Regions from separate parts of the Mus musculus genome. Here region 1 is linked to region 2. The links are chromatin loops, found by intact Hi-C in ENCODE. Cell type or tissue: left cerebral cortex. All regions are shown on one strand. Links, peaks and the distances in the headings refer to the core of each region. The heading gives the core; the rest is flanking DNA. Region 1 has its middle 25 kb from the start of Gm12909. Region 2 has its middle 8.0 kb from the start of Mup20.

The links. Peaks named below come from ENCODE experiments on the same cell type or tissue, not always from the same donor. Only the 100,000 strongest peaks of a DNase experiment are listed, where the experiment ranks them.
Region 1: a loop joins it to region 2, with 11 times the contacts of the local background. A loop is called at or near these places in 4 of 42 quality-filtered maps.

What each region holds. Positions count from the first base shown.
Region 1 is chr4:62,109,475-62,117,822 of GRCm38, forward strand. No RefSeq gene overlaps it. Among named protein-coding and RNA genes, the nearest start is that of Gm12909, 25 kb to the left of the region's middle. In left cerebral cortex, for the core only: no CTCF peak of the experiment used is centred there; a DNase peak (open chromatin) is centred at 3,527.
Region 2 is chr4:62,057,899-62,066,246 of GRCm38, forward strand. No RefSeq gene overlaps it. Among named protein-coding and RNA genes, the nearest start is that of Mup20, 8.0 kb to the left of the region's middle. In left cerebral cortex, for the core only: no CTCF peak of the experiment used is centred there; no DNase peak of the experiment used is centred there.

The sequences.
Region 1 (8,348 bases), core at 125-8,124, 51 kb after region 2:
TGTTCTCGGGTGTAAGGGGTGGTCGTGATTCCCAGCCAATGCACCAAATGAAAGACCTACAACGTGAGGACTCCCCGACGTTCTGACTCAGGAGAGGCAACACCCCAAATCACTCAGGAGAAATGGTCTTGCTGCAAACTGCAAGAGGACTTTTAATTCAAGAGCACTCTAGGGCCCATGGTCATACACCACGCAGGGGTAGAGGACCATGGTGCCCCGAGTAGCTGGGTAAGGGGGTATTTAAAGGAAGAAACCACAACTCAAGGAAGTGGGGAGGGCGTTGTTGGAAAATACCAAAGATACCAGTTAAGAGTCACAAGGAACTGCAAAGTCACAAGAGTCATAAGGAATACCTGGTAATTTTTCAGGTTATCTCTCAAGACATTTTCTATGAGCCCCTAACAATAGCACATTCTTTGAATGAACACTCTTTGAACTCAGGAAGCGGGTGTGTGGGGGAATGTTGCTATCTGTTTTATGATTAGCATACCTTGGATCATTGAGTCACAGAGGTCACATTCCCAAGCCTGGGCCTAAAGGCCTAGAATTTTGCTTTTATATTTTTTCAGGTGGATATTCCAATTACGACGATAGCTAACAAAATCTTTATCAGCCAGTTTACCTGACTCTTACCATTATTGGTCTGAGAAGTACCAGTTTTTTCTGTTGATTGTCAAAGCAATGTCTTCCACACTAGGAGGCCAGACCCTGGGACTGATCTTTGTTAATTAGCAACTGAGTTGAGTGCCTGAGACATCCCCAAAGACAACTTTAATCCTGTTCATTTTAATTTTGTTAGAGTTATAGTGATTAATATCATGACCAATAGAAACCTGAGGAGGAAAGGGTTTATTTTAGCTTATAATGCAGTATGAGGGGAGCTGGGTGTGTAGGGCAGGGAGGGGAGTAAATATTTGGGAGAACTCAGAGGCAGGAACTAAAGCAGATACCTTAGGGGAATGTTGCTTCCTGTCTGTGCATTGTGAGCCTATTTTCTTACATAACATATTACCCCCTGCCCAGGTTGGTATTTTTATAGGGAATTGGGCCCTCCTGAATCAGTTTTATAGAGGCATTTTCTCACTTAAAGGTGCCTCTTTCCATATAACTCTAGCCTGTGTCAAGAAACAAGAACAAAAATAAAAATAATGACATAGGAAAGTTACTAATGAAATTTTTTAAAAAAAGATAAAACAAAAAAAAAACTTAACCAAACAAAAACCACCTCTACATGAGAAACAATAAAAATAATGCCTCTGGCCAATGCTTTGAAACCTAATGTCTGTATCCCTATGTACAATTGGGTATGAAGGCATTTGATGTACTGTTGACTGATATATACAGATGCTGGATGCATGAGAGTTGCCCTATGATACACACATAAAGATGCTGTTTTGAACCTTTGAGATATAGGCACCTCTGACTACTGTCTTTCTTTTCTTCTACTTCTTCTTCCTTCATTACTCATAATTTTCTGTGTGTCATGTTGCAAAAAGCTTTATATATTAAGCTCAGGACTTTCCCCTTGACACGCATTGAATGGAACCACATATAACTCCATTTTATAGGTGTAAAATGACTGTGCTGGCAGTTGATACAGTTCACCTCAATGGTGGTGATCCTTCTGTGGATGTAAATTCATTTTTATCTGAAGCACGATAAGTGGTTTTAAATTTCAGAATGTAAAAGCACTTTAGCCATAGATGTGAAAACTTTAAAACTGAATGACTGAATGCCCAAAGAAGTGCTTAGGGCTGGAGAAGTGCCTCAGTCATTAATACTATCTCCAGACAATGCTTCCAGAGGACCAGATGAACAGAATTTTCCAGCAGCCATTTCAAGCAGATCACAGCCTCCTCTTAGCCAACTGCCCCTGTCAGGCCTCCACATGCACCTGCACACACACACACACACACACAAAGCAGCTCATACACACACACACACACACACACACAGACACACACACTCAAACACACTAAAACAGACACATAGACACACACACACACACACACACACAGAGAGATACACGGACACACACACAAGCAGCTCAAACCTCTTAGCCCAGTGCCCCTGTCAGGCCTCTGAATTCACCTACACATAAACACACACACACACAGACACACAAACACACACATACACACTCACACACACAGAGTCAGACACACAGGCACATACACACACACTCACACATACTCTCACACACACACACACACACGCACAGACACACACACACAAACACACACAATGATACACAGAGACATGCACACAGACACTAAAATTAATCTTTTAAAAAAAAAACAGCAAAAGAAATGCTAAAAATAGACTTATATTTTTCTGTGAGGATGATATGGCAATCACTGGCTTTATCCCTTGTAAATAATTTGATAAACAGCAATTCAGGATTAATTTCATTGTAAGTTTGACAATTGGTTTTCTGAAGAGATGGCCACTTTGATTTTATTTAGATGCAAACAAAATTTAGTGTTTGAATGTCTGTAGGAAATGGACCTGCGTGAAATGAATATTTTAAAAGGATCAAAAAAACTCCAATATTCATATACACTATAAATCCAGTGTCAGACATTTGTTTATAAATAACAAAATAACTAAATAATCTTTGTAGTGCAGAGAATTACCAATTTGTGTGAAATTCCATATTACTTGGCTTGTTGCTCAGCTTAATTGTGTGCAGCTTAATCCATCCACTAGGCAGTAAAATTTTAATTACATACATAAAAACATGAAGCATGCCTGTCAAATACTAGTGACAAGATAAGGACTGAAATTCTGGAGATAATAGGACAGATTCAGCAACCATGCCATGGCCTCTGTAACTACACATGCGTAGGTCTGTTAAGTTCATCTATACCTGAAAGGGTAAGAATTTAACCACAGTAGACACCTGGACTCAGATGAACCCCAAGATATTGGTGTTGAACACTTACAGTGCAAGGGCAGCAAGGGCACAGTTGTCCCCTACTGGCCAAGCTGTGTGGTGCGCTGTATCCTACAACCACAAAGCTGGGGGTTCCATTCCTTTGTGTCTGTTAGATTTTTGCTCTATGTATACATATTACATTTGTATGTATATTACATTTGTACGTAAAAATTGAAGGCAGTAGCTGGAAAGTTAGAGCACAAAACATGCACTCATTATGGTCCTTTTGAAAAATAGAAAAATTGAGTCTGGAGAGATAACTCAGTAGTAAGAGCACTTGATGCCCTCACAGACGACCGGAATTCAGTTTCCAACATACACAGGATAGCTCACAACCATCTATACCTCCAGTTCCAGAAGATCTGACACCTTATTCTGACCTCCTCAGGCATGAGTCATATATGTGATGAACATACATGCAGCCAAAACATTTACACAAATAAAATAAATCTAAAAACGTATAAATAGCATATAAATATAAATAACAAACAGAGGATTGGAGAGATGCATCATCAGTTAAAAGCACAGGCTGTTCCTTCTGAGGACTTAGGTTTGTTTTATGGCACCCACATGGTGACTCACAACCATGAGTAACTCCATCTCCAAAGGATCCATTTTTAATCTACTTTAAAAGATTAATCTCATTTTCATGACAAATGTTTCAAGCTAACCTTTCAATGAAAACCTTGGTTACTGTAGTAGGAGGCCGGCCCATGGCCTACATGAACCAGGTATTTCTGGAAGGCAGGCTGGGACTGAAAGAGAGAGAGAGAGACTATATGGTGAGCAAAGAATGAAGCCAAGACAAATTTTTCTCTGATCAAAGCCTGTTAGTTTACTAAGAGACTGTGCTTATAAGGGTGAAAGCCCATCTGCTCCACCAGTCCATTCTTGGTGCCTAGAGCCAGGCTGTAGGTGACGTGCAGGATAGTATGTGTCTCTGGAATGTCTCAAGGTTCTCTCAGCAGGTAGCAGAGTTTCAGAGAAGAGCATCGGTAACAATATAGCTATCTAAGTCGCAAGGCTACACCCCAGGTGATCTCATATTCAGTGGCAGCAAAACCTGAATCAGCCTGGTTCAAGGATGGGGGAGACTACAATGTCCCCCCCCCGAATTATATAATAAAAATAGCTGGACCGAGACATAAAATATATTTATGCTCCATAGTCCTGCCTGGGAGTTATGGTGGCTGGCAGCAGCACTTGGCTTGGTGACTCAGATTTTCCCGAGACATTCTTATCTGTCAAGGAGCATACATACAGCTTGTTTGTGTTTATTTTACTCAAACATTGTTCTGTGGTATATTATTAACAAACCACGTCCTCTTGGCATGTACCTTTGTCTTAGATTGATATGGCTCTGAAATCTGGTTGCCTGTCATTGACTGACCGGCCCTCATAGCACACCTTATTCCCAAATCAGACAAAGCCACAATATATACTTAATATGCTTCTTCATATTGATGAATTTCTGCCACCTGTGCTTGCTGGAGGCGAGACTGCATTCTTGCTGGAATCAGGCTGTAAGGAGAGGCTGTCCTGCTTGAAAAATAAACTTGAGATAGTTGAAAAGCAACAAGATAAAAGCTTTGGGGAAGTCCAAGTACTTTATTCAGTTGCAAATTAGCAATGATCAATCTCAGACTCTGACCTCCCCTTGTGGGGGAGGTGACTTTGAGAATTAGCAGAAAAGCTGAAAATGCTCTGAAAGTGGAGGCTGTGCTCCTAATTAAATTTTTCGTCCAAAAAGTATTTTTAGCCATCAATGAGGTTAGAATCATACTTACCAGATGATTCAGGATCTGTGTCCACTTGATGAACCAGTCTTTCAGGCAGCCATCGTGCTCCATCTTCTTTTTGTGAAAAAACACAGACAGAACCTCTTCCCCAGATTAAAACGGGGTCTGGACCATGCCACATATTCGTTAATGGGTCCTGCTATTTAACCATGGCATAAGAACTGAAAGTAACTGGATGCCAGTGGCGGTCTGCTGCAGACTGACCTTTAACATCAGTTTGCAAAAAATTTAAAACGAACAAGACAAAATCAAGATGTGCTTTTGGAGAATTTGGAGGGTATAACTGCCCCTGTTTTGTTTTTAAAAGCCAATTTTTCAGAGTGCAATAAGCACGTTCAACGATTCCATGTCCCATGGGTTATAAGGAATTCCAGTTTTATGTTTGATACCAAATTACTTACAAAATGAAGTAAAATTGTTGCCAGCATAGGATGGCCCATTATCTGTCTTAATGAGTTTAGGCAATCCCATACCATTAAAGGCTTGTAAACAATGATCAATTACATTTCTAGAGGCCTCTCTCGTATGTAGAAAAGAAAAAAGAAATCCTGAACAAGTGTCAATACAAACATGTATATATCTTAATTTTCCAAATTTCGCATAATGAGTTACATTCATTTACCAAATATGATTAGGCATAAGACCTCGTGGATTAACTCCTAAATGTGGCACTGGAGGTAATGTAATACATTTAGAACGTTGTTTTACAATCATTCTTGCCTGTTTTTTAGTGATCTTGTGTCGGAGCCTTAAGGTATGGCTAGAGAGATGAAATTTATCATGATTGCGTCTAGCCAAAGCAACGGGTTCTGAAATTAAGGCCTCTCCTATCAGAGCCCTGTCAATGTAATCATTGCCTAGAGCTAAAGGTCAAGGATGACCAGAATGAGCTCATATATGACCAATATAAAACGGATGTTTTCGAGCAAGAATGATGTTTTGCAATTGTGAAAACAGAGATCCTGCTGGCATATTAAAGTTAAACGTAACACAAGTCTCCAATAAGGGAATCCATTGTGTAACATATAAACTATCAGTAAAAGTATTAAAAGCACCATTTACAGACTGAAAGACATTCAGTACTGCTGTCAATTCTGCTGAGCTGAGAGGCCAGGAGTCTCTATGACTACTTATTGATTATTCATAAGATATCCAACTTGCTCTTTAGAGAAGTCGTCACTAAAAATCAATAGAGCAGTATATAAAGCCTATAAGGAAGTCATTTTAGGAAATATCACCTCATGTACAATTAAAAATTTTATCAACCTATCTTGATGATAATGCTTATCTATAGTTCCTATAAATCCTATTTGAGCAAGCAACCATTCCATACTGTGATGCTTCGGCAAAGTATCTTGGTCTATGCTATAAGGCTGAACAATGATAGCTGGCTCTTTGCCAAAATAAGTTAGTGCCTGTTTCCTTCAAAGTATTGTCATCTGAGGTACTGCTTCATAATATGGCAGGATATTACGTTTAGGTGAAATCCTCAAATGTATCTACATTAGAGGATCCTTTTGCCACAACAATCCTGTAGGCATAGGAATTGTATTAAAAATGAACAGATGTAGAGGCAAAGAATAATCTATATAAGTGACAAATTGTTCTTCAATAGCTCCTTCCACTTGTAAGGCCAGCAATCCTTCTGAGGTTAAAGATCTAGGGGAGGTAGGATCAGAACTCCCTTTAAGAATATCAAATAAAGGTTTCAATTCCCCTGTAGTAAGCTTTAAATAGGGGCAAAGCCAATTAATATCACCTAACAATTTTTGAAAATCATTTAAATTTTTTAAGTTGTCCCTGCGAATAACTATCTTCTGAGGGAAAACAGCTTGATTTGTAAGTCTAAAACCCAAATAATTATAAGTATCCTGAGTTTGTATCTTCTCGGGAGCTATTTGTAGTCCTTTATCAGCTAAGGTCTTTTGTAAATCTCTATAACACAAAAGCAAATCCTGGGGGCCTTTTCTCGCCATCAGGACATTATCTGGCCGGGCGGTGGTTGCCCACACCTTTAATCCCAGCATTTGGGAGGCAGAGACAGGGAGATTTCTGAGCTCGAGGCCAGCCTGGTCTACAAAGTGAGTTCCAGGACAGTCAGGGCTATACAGAGAATCTCTGTCTGGAAAAAACAAAAACAAAAACAAACAAACCAAAAAAACAAGACATCATCTGTGTAATAGATAATGTAAATTATAGGCCATTGTTGTCTCACAGGATGACTAGCTTTTGCCACAAACTTTTGACATAAGGTAGGACTATTAGCCATGCCCTGTGGGAGAACTGTCCATTGATATCTCTTCATAAATTCTTTAAAATTTATAGAAGGAATACTAAAAGCATATCTTTCACAATCCTCAGGATGTAAAAGAATAGTAAAGAAACAATCCTTCAGATCTACCACAATTTTATAATATCCTTTAGGGATGGCTACCGTAGACCAAAGCCCAGGTTGTAAAGTTCCCATAGATTGCATGGTCGCATTAACCTTTCTTAGATCTTGTAACAATATCCATTTACCAGATTTTTTCTTGAAAACAAAAATTGGAGTATGCCAAGGAGACTGAGATTGTACTAAATGTCCTGCCTCTAATTGCTCCTGCACTAGCGAAGAGGCGGCTTCTATTTTCTCTTTAAGTAAAGACCACTGATCAACCCACACCAGAATATCATTGAGCCATTGAATTTTATCTGAATGGGATGCAGGCAAGATAGTGGCCATTACTGAAAATACTCTAAACCTCTTGTGTTAGAGTGATGTTTAGGACCTTTAAAAGTCTTAATACCTCATCCTTTCTTTCCTAGCCCATGACCAGGCAAAAATTCTTGTTTGAGCATCTATCTGCTTAGTCACTGCCTCATTAGGACTGCACATTATAACACCCATCTGTGACAAGAGATCTCTTCCCCATAGGGTAACAGGCAAATATGGCATAACATATGGCTGAATTTGTCCTGATTTGCCTTCCTCATCTCTCCAGGGTAGCAATTTGGAGCTTCGTTTTGGGTTATTGGCATAACCAATTCCTTGAAGGTGAGCAAGTGCATCAGATAAAGGCCAAGCTGAAGGCCAATCTTGTCCTCTAGTAATTGTTATATCAGTTCCAGTATCTATTAATCCTCCAAAGTTTTTTCCTTCAAATGTCAATTTAAAATTAGGTCTCTAATTAGTAATAGATTGAACCCAATGCACACCAGAGGAGTCAAAGCCACCTTGTCCTCTCTTATTCTTAACATATCTGGATGGTAGCAGATGTAAATGAGCTCAGACAAGTTAAGGAATTCCCTGGTAGGTAGGTACAGTTATAACACCATGAGGGGGAGCAGCCATGATTTTAATTTCTCCCTCATAGTCATTATCTATAACACCTGGATAAATCTGCAGACCTTTTACAATAGAATCACTTCATCCTAAAAGAAATCCACAAGTTTCTGGAGGTAGAGGTCCAAAAACTCCTGTAGGCAGTTTGAATTCCCATTTCTGGGGTTAATACTGTATGGGTGTTGGAACAGAGGTCCAATCCTGCACTTCCTGGGGTTCCCCTGACAAGTTCAAAAACGGATTTCTTGGCTGGGCAACAGCTTTATGTCCCAAGAGCTGCTTGCCTTGG
Region 2 (8,348 bases), core at 276-8,275:
TGAAAGTAATCCTTTTGGTATTGATTTTGAAGGGAATGGATTCTTTAAAATTGGGTTTTGCTTTCCAAAAATTTTGGTTATGCTCTAATATTGAAAATAAACTTTAAAATTATAGTTAAAATTGCCAGTGATCCATTGGCTGCACTTTGCACTTTGATTGCAAGGTCATGATTCTTAACTCACCCATATTTTGTAATTAGGATGATTGCAAGAGCAATAAAACTTAAAAACAGCTGTGGCCAGTATGGATTTGCTGCCCCTTTTACACAAGCTTTATTGAATACAGTGGTAGAAGCAAATTTTAACCCCCCACAATTGGAAAAGAGATCTTTGTGAGAATTTATTTGGTATCAAACAGGCTCCTGATTAACATTTTCAAGATTTTGTGGATACATTACTAAAAACAGCTAGCAGAATTTCTGGAGATTCTGAAGCAGGGGTTCCTTTTTTTTTTTTTTTTTTTTCATTTTTCTCACAATTGTTTTATGATAATGCTAGTGAAACTCTTTGTGGATATTCGGCCATATGAAACGAAGATAGACTTATCTGGATACAATGATCCTTGTGCAGAAATTGGACCTTCATACAATCAGTGTTTGCTTATTGTTGCTGCCTCGCAACAATATTACAGTACTTATAAGCAATGTTTTCATAACACTAAGGATATAAAGAATGTTTTAAGTATAAACCATCTTAGGAAAGACTGTCCAAATATTAGAGTCATATGCAGACAGTAGAATTGCCCCTCTGGAATCTTTTTGCTGCAGGAGGGGTAGGCATTGGGCCAGACCACAAGAAAAAGGCTCAGATTAAGAAATATTTACACTTGAGTTAATGCAAAGCTCAGAGCAGCCTTAGTGAGGATTGTGTGGCATTTCTTTAGTTTTGCAAACCCTGCCTAGGGAAGTTGTTGCTGCCTCACCTCTCCTTGCCTTTAGGGAATAATTTTTAAAGCAAAACACCATTATTGCAAGCCTATCCAAGTGTTGTTTAAAATATAGTTTAAACTTAAAATTTATGAGAGGTCAATGAGGTTGTGGAACTTCTAAGTGCATTACAATCTGAATTGCCTATTCCATATAGAATTATTATGGCTTTGGAAGGTTGTGTTTTCCATTGCTTCCTGATAATTGTAAAGGGTTTGCTTCTAGTGAGCTTGTGATAATTGGAAAGTTTTGCCTCTAGGTATGCCTAATAGCCTTACATTATGTAAAATAAAAAAAATTTTTTTTGTCTCTGCTTCAGTACAAGAAGCAAGGATTTTAAATCTTTAGTTCATATTGTTTATTATATGGAGAGTATTTTATTAACTATTCTCTCTAAGGGAAATTTACTATAAACCTTTACTCTTACACAATGAGTCTGAAAAATTTCAGAGTAGTTGTTGCTGAAAAAAAAAAGATTCAAAAGGCAATATCTTTTTCAATATTTGGGGCCTCAGTTATATCCTAGAAAAACTGTGGTAGAGAAAAATTCAAGAAAGAAAACATGATTTGCTTCAAATTATTTTCAAGCTACCAGGAGATGTTAATTGGCTGAGACCTCACCTTAAGCTCTCCACAGGAGGACTTAAGCCTTTTTTGGATGTTATCAAGGGAGATGCAAATTAACTGGTGAGAAACAAAAAGCTTTTCAGAAAATAGAGGAAGCTTCTATAATCAATTGTTATCAATTGTAATCAATGGTAGTCAAATGTTAACTGCTTATTTTAGTTATTGTTACCGAATGAGCTCACAGCAGTTCTTTGGTAAAGGTAGTATTAATGTGAAATAATCTTTCATCATCTCCAAGTAAAGTTTTATCATCCTGTTATGAAGCTGTCATTGTGTTAATAAAAAAATTGTAGGATAGAATCATAAAGAGAGCTTAGAAAAAAATGTATTAAAACCCTGACAAGACGTTATTCCATGTTTCAAACAGCAATGAAATTGTTTTTTGCAGAATATTGATATTTGGCCTATTGCATAGTAAACTTTTGGGTAAATTGATAATCATTATCCAAAGACAAGTTAAAATTTGCTTCTATGCATGCTTTTGTATTTCCTGTAAAATTATCTATGCATCCTATAAAGAATACATTTACTGTATTAATAAACAGCCCCTCTCTGGGAGAGAAGTATATGTGATTGGATCACATGTTTATTCTTTTGGGTTTCCTTCTGCTTCAGCACAGATGACTGAATTGTATGCTGTAGCCAGGGTTTTGAAATGTTGAAGAAAGTGTCAAGTTTTAATTTGTATGCTGATAATCAATATATATATTGGCTTACAGTTGCTTGAAATTGTTTTTGGTTTGTTTTAGATACTGCTAAATCTCAAATTTTCAAACTGTTTATGCACATACAACACAAGATAAGAGAATATACTCTTCCTTTAAAGGACTGTCCTTGGACCTTTAAGAACTCATCCTGAACTGCCCAGACAGGACCCTTTAAGGCCATGGCACAGCAGATCTGTATCCCACGAAGATTATAGGCCTAACCATGTACAATTGGCCATATAATCTCATTTTTTACATCGTCAAAATAATAATGGCTTGAGATAATAGTTTGCTATTTTTAGAGAATGTTCGTGTCAAATTGTTCTTAGCGAACTCAATTTCTATCTGTTCCCCCGAATGGTGTTAAAAATCTCGAGGACTTATACTTAATCAATTATTGCAAACTAATACTCATATTTCTGATCTCAGAAAGATAAAATATGTACATGTGACTATTGACACCTTTTCAGGCTTTCTGTTTACAATTGCTTTAACAAGAGAAGCAACTAAAAATGTAATTAGTTATTGCCTACATTAATTTTTTTATGTTTCGTGTTCCAAATCAGATTGAAACAGAAAATGGAACTGGCTATTACAGTCAAGCATTTGAGATGTTTTGTTGACAATTTAATGTTACCCTTGCTACTGGGACCTTATATAATTATCAAGGAAAAGGCATTATTGAACTTTAAAAAAATATCTTTTTAAAACAAAAAAACAAAAAAGGGGGGATTTTATCCCTGTGTACATTATTTAAATCATGCATTTTATTTTAAAAATTTTTAAATTTGGATGCCAAGGAACTATTTGCTTAGTGTCTATGGTATCCTACAGCTAGGTATACTTATACCTAGGTGAGACAGAAAGATCTACTTATTGGTATATGGCGTGATCCTGATCAGGTATTTAATATGGGAAGAGGGCATGCTTGTGTTTTTCTGCAGGTGCTTCAGGATCATACTTGCTGCCAGAGTGATTGGAGTGACATGCTGACCAAAGGTTAATGCTGACCTGTGTGCATGCTGAGTACCCTGATGATGGTGACAAGAAAGCTGTATTAGGTATATGTTCTTGACCAACCTCTGCTTAAGTATTTTCCAGATTACAAAGGTTTCCTTCCTTCAAGCTTTTAAACATTGTGGGACAGAGAACATAGAGATGGTAGAAACTGACTTAGAAAAATTAATCAAAATGTAGAGTTATAATGACTTTTTTCTTTCCTTTAATGTGAACAGTTATTCTGACTCAATGATGGACTGACTGTGAAAGAACTCAGTGGGGAAACCCCCACTCAGCTCCCGATTCGGCGTGCACCCAAGAATCACGAATAGAACACAACACCTTGATGTAACAACAAGAGGTTTTTTAATGGCGGAGCTCCGGGTCGAAACGTATCTCACATAACAGGAGACAGTGGATTCGACCACGAGGCTTGGAAGCTAGGGGTTTTTATAGAAAAGGAGTGGGGCTGGGGGAGGAATTGGCGCGGTTTCACATGATTGGTCCATTTAAACATCAGCAGCCTGTAACATTTAAGTTAGGTCAGAGGGGTGGGAGCTAGGGAGGCGATGGGCTTGCCCGGGCATGTCCTGGTCTGTTCTGCTATGTTCTCAGCCCCAGGTTTCAAAGCTCAGAAACAACTCTTTGGGCTATTTAACATACATTACATGAATTACAGTTTTATTTCCTTTCATTCCCCTCTTCTTCTGTTTAGACTAATTCTAATCATAGAATTTTAGAGATTGGTGTCCCCTAACTCTTCATCTACCTGAACTATAGGTTGATATTGCCTTTGAAGAACCATGAGTTTTACTGTATCAATTTTACTCTGGATGAAAGCCATTCCTCTATTTATTATACAAGGGCCGAAAACTAAAGCTAAGCATATCATAAGGATTGGTCCGGCTACAGCGGAAATTAAAGAAGTTATCCAAGATGGTCGTGATTCAAACCACGACTCAAACCACCCCCGTTGAGCATCCCGTTCCCGTTTCCTTCGCTCTAATCTTTCTCTCAGTTTCTGCATAGAGTCTCTAACTATTCCTGTATGATCTGCATAGAAGCAGCACTCTTCTTTAAGGGCAGCACACAGTCCTCCTTCCTTTAGGAACAACAAATCAAGACCTCTCCTGTTCTGTAAAACTACCTCAGACAGGGAGGTCAAAGATTTTTCTAAAGCGTCAATGGACTTCTCTATTGCCGCTAGGTCTTCATTGACAGCATCCCTCAAAGACTGAATTCCCTGTCTTCCACTGTATCCTACAACCACACTGCTGGGGGTTCCATTCTTTTGTGTCTGTTAGGCTTGTGCTCTATATATACATATTACATTTGTATGTATATTACATTTGTATGTAAAATTTGAAGCCAGTCGCTGGAGAGTTAGAGCACAAAACATGCACTCATTATGGTCCTTTTGAAAAATAGAAAAATTGAGTCTGGAGAGATAGCTCAGTAATAAGAGCACTTGATGCCCTCACAGACGACCTGAATTCAGTTTCCAGCATACACAGGATAGCTCACAACCATCTATACCTCCAGTTCCAGAAGATCTGACACCTTATTCTGACCTCCTCAGGCATGCGTTATATATGGGATGAACAGACATACATGCAGCCAAAGTATTTACAGAAATAAAATAAATCTAAAAATGTATAAATAGCATATAAATATAAACAACAAATCAGGTGATTAGAGAGATGCATCATCAGTTAAAAGCACAGACTGTTCCTTCCAAGCACTTAAGTTTGGTTTATGGCACCCACATGGTGACTCACAACCATCTGTAAGTCCATCTCCAAAGGATCCATTTTTTAATCTACTTTAAAAGATTATTCTCATCTTTCATTACAAATGTTTCAAGCTAACCTTTCAATGAAAACCCTTGGTTACTGTAGTAGGAGCACGGCCTGCAGCCTACGTGAACCGGGTATTTCTGTAAGGCAGGCTGGGGCTAAAAGAGAGACAAAGACTAAATGGCAAGAAAAGAATAAAACCAAGACAAATTTTTCTCTGATCAAGGCCCGAGAGTTGACTAAGAGACTGTGCTTATAAGGGGGAAGGCCCATCCCCTCTGCCAGTCCATTCTTGGTGCCTGGAGCCAGCCTGTAGGTGACCTACAGGATAGGATGTGTCTCCAGAATGTCTCAAGGATCTCTCAGCTGGTAACAGAGTCTCAGAGAAGAGCAGCAGTAACAATATAGCCATCTAAGTAAGTTGGCTACACCCCAGGTGATCTCATATTCAGTGGCAGCAAAGTGTGAATCAGCCTGCTTCAAGGCTGGGGGGGAGGGGCTACAATTTCCCCCTAATTATATATTAAAAATACCTGGACCGAGACAAAATTTATTTATGCTCCACAGTCCTGCCTGGGAGTTATGGTGGCTGGAAGCCATGGTTGGCTTGGGGACTCTGATTTTCCCCGAGAAATTCTTATCTGTCAAGGAGCATACATGCAGCTTGTTTTTGTTTCTTTTACACAAACATTGCTCTGTGGTATATTATTAACAAACCATGGCCTCTTGGCATGTACCTCTGTCTTAGATTGATATGGCTCTGAAATCTGGTTGCCCGTCATTGACTGACCGGCCCTCATAGCACACCTTATTCCCAAATCAGACCAAAGCCATTATATATACTTAATATGCTTCTTCATATTGGTGGATTTTTACCACCTGTGCTTGCTGGAGGTGAGACTGTACACTTGCTAGAATCAGGCTGTAAAGAGAGACTGTCCTGCTTGAAAAACAAAGTTGAGATAGTTTAAAAGCAACAGGATAAAAGCTTCTTTGGGGAAGTCCAAGTACTTTATTCAGTTGCAAATTAGCAAAGATCAATCTCAGATTCTGACCTCCTGGTGTCCGGGAGGTGACTTTGAGAATTAGTAGAAAAGCTGAAAATTCTCTGAAAGTGGAGGCTGTGCTCCAAAATAACTTTTTCGAGTAAAAAGGATTTTTAGCCATCAACGAGGTTAGAATCATACTTACTAGTGGATCTGTGTCTAATTGATGAAGCAGTCTTTTTTGTTTTTGTTTTTTGTTTTTTTGTTTTTTGGGGTTTTTTGTTGTTTTTTTTTTTGTTGTTTGTTTGTTTACAATGAAACTTCATTGAAAGTAATATAGTACATTTTTTTAATTGGGTATTTATTTCATTTAAATTTCCAATTCTATCCCAAATGTCCCCCACACGATCACCCACCCACTCCCGCAACCACCCATTCCCACTTCTTGGCCCTGTCATACCCCTGTACTGAGTCATATAAAGTTCGCACGACCAATTGGCCTCTCTTTCAACTGATGGACGACTAGGCCATCTTCTTTTTTTTTTTTTTTTTTTAAAGATTTTTTTTTATTATTATTACATGTAAGTACACTGTAGCTATCCTCAGATACTCCAGAAGAGGGAGTCAGATCTCATTACGGATGGTTGTAAGCCACCATGTGGTTGCTGGGATTTGAACTTCGGACTTTCGGAAGAGCAGTCGGGTGCTCTTACCCACTGAACCATCTCACCAGGCCCTAGGCCATCTTCTGATTCATATGCAGCTAGAGACATGAGCTCAGGGGGGCAGGGGGGATACTGGTTAGTACATATTGTTGTTCCACCTATAGGATTGTGGATCCCTTTAGGTCCTTGGGTACTTTCTCGAGCTCCTCCATTGGGGGCCCTGTGATCCATCCAATAGCTGACTGTGAGCATCCACTTCTGTGTTTGCTAGGCCCCGGCATAGTCTCACAAGAGACAGCTATATCTGGGTCCTTTCAGCAAAATCTTGCTAGTGTATGCAATGGTGACAGCATTTGGAAGCTGATTATGGGATAGAGCCCCAGTTATGGCAGTCTCTAGATGGTCCATCCTTTCATATCGGCTCCAAACATTGTCTTTGTAACTCCTTCCATGAGTGTTTTGTTCCCAATTCTAAGAAGGGGCAAAGTGTCCACACATTGGTCTTCGTTCTTCATGAGTTTCATGCGTTTAGCAAATTGTATCTTATACTTGGGTATTCTATGTCCCTGGGCTAATATCCACTTATCAATGAGTGCAAATCAAGTGACTTCTTTGTGATTGGGTTACCTCACTCAGGATGAGGCCCTCCAGGTCCATCAACTTGCCTAGGTATTTCATAAATTCATTCTTTTTAATAGCTGAGTAGTACTCCATTGTGTAAATGTACCACATTTTCTGTATCCATTCCTCTGTTGAGGGGCATCTAGGTTCTTTCCAGCTCCTGGCTATTATAAATAAGGCTGCTATAAAAATAGTGGACCATGTGTCCTTCTTACCTGTTGGAACATCTTCTGGATATATACCCAGGAGAGGTATGGTGGGATCCTCCAGTAGTAATATGTCCAATTTTCTGAGGAACTGCCAGACTGATTTCCAGAGTGGTTGTACAAGCTTGCAATCCCACGAACAATGGAGGAGTGTTCCTCTTTCTCCACATCCACGCCAGCATCTGCTGTCACCTGAATTTTTGACCTTAGCCATTCTGACTGGTGTGAGGTGGAATCTCAGGGTTGTTTTGATTTGCATTTTCCTGATGATTAAGGGTGTTGAACATTTTTTCAGGTGCTTCTCAGCCATTCGGTATTTCTCAGGTGAGAATTCTTTGTTTAGCTCTGAGCCACATTTTTAAATGGGGTTATTTAATTTTCTGGAGTCCACCATCTTGAGTTCTTTATATATATTGGATATTAGTCCCATATCTGATTTAGGATACGTAAAGATCCTTTCCCAATCTGTTGGTGGTCTTTTTGTCTTATTGACAAATGCTGATTATGGGATGGAGCCCCAGATATGGCAGTCTCTAAATGGTCCATCCTTTCATATCGGCTCCAAACATTGTCTTTGTAACTCCTTCCATGGGTGTTTTGTTCCCAATTCTAAGAAGGGGCAAAGTGTCCACACAAATGCTGTCTTTTTTCCACTGGATGGCTTTAGCTCCATAGTCAAAGATCAAGTGAACAAGTGGCTTTTGCCTTGCAGAAGCTTTGCAATTTTATGAGGTCCCATTTGTTGACTCTCGATCTTACAGCACAAGTCAATGCTGTTCTATTCAGAAATTTTTCCCCTGTACCCATATCTTCAA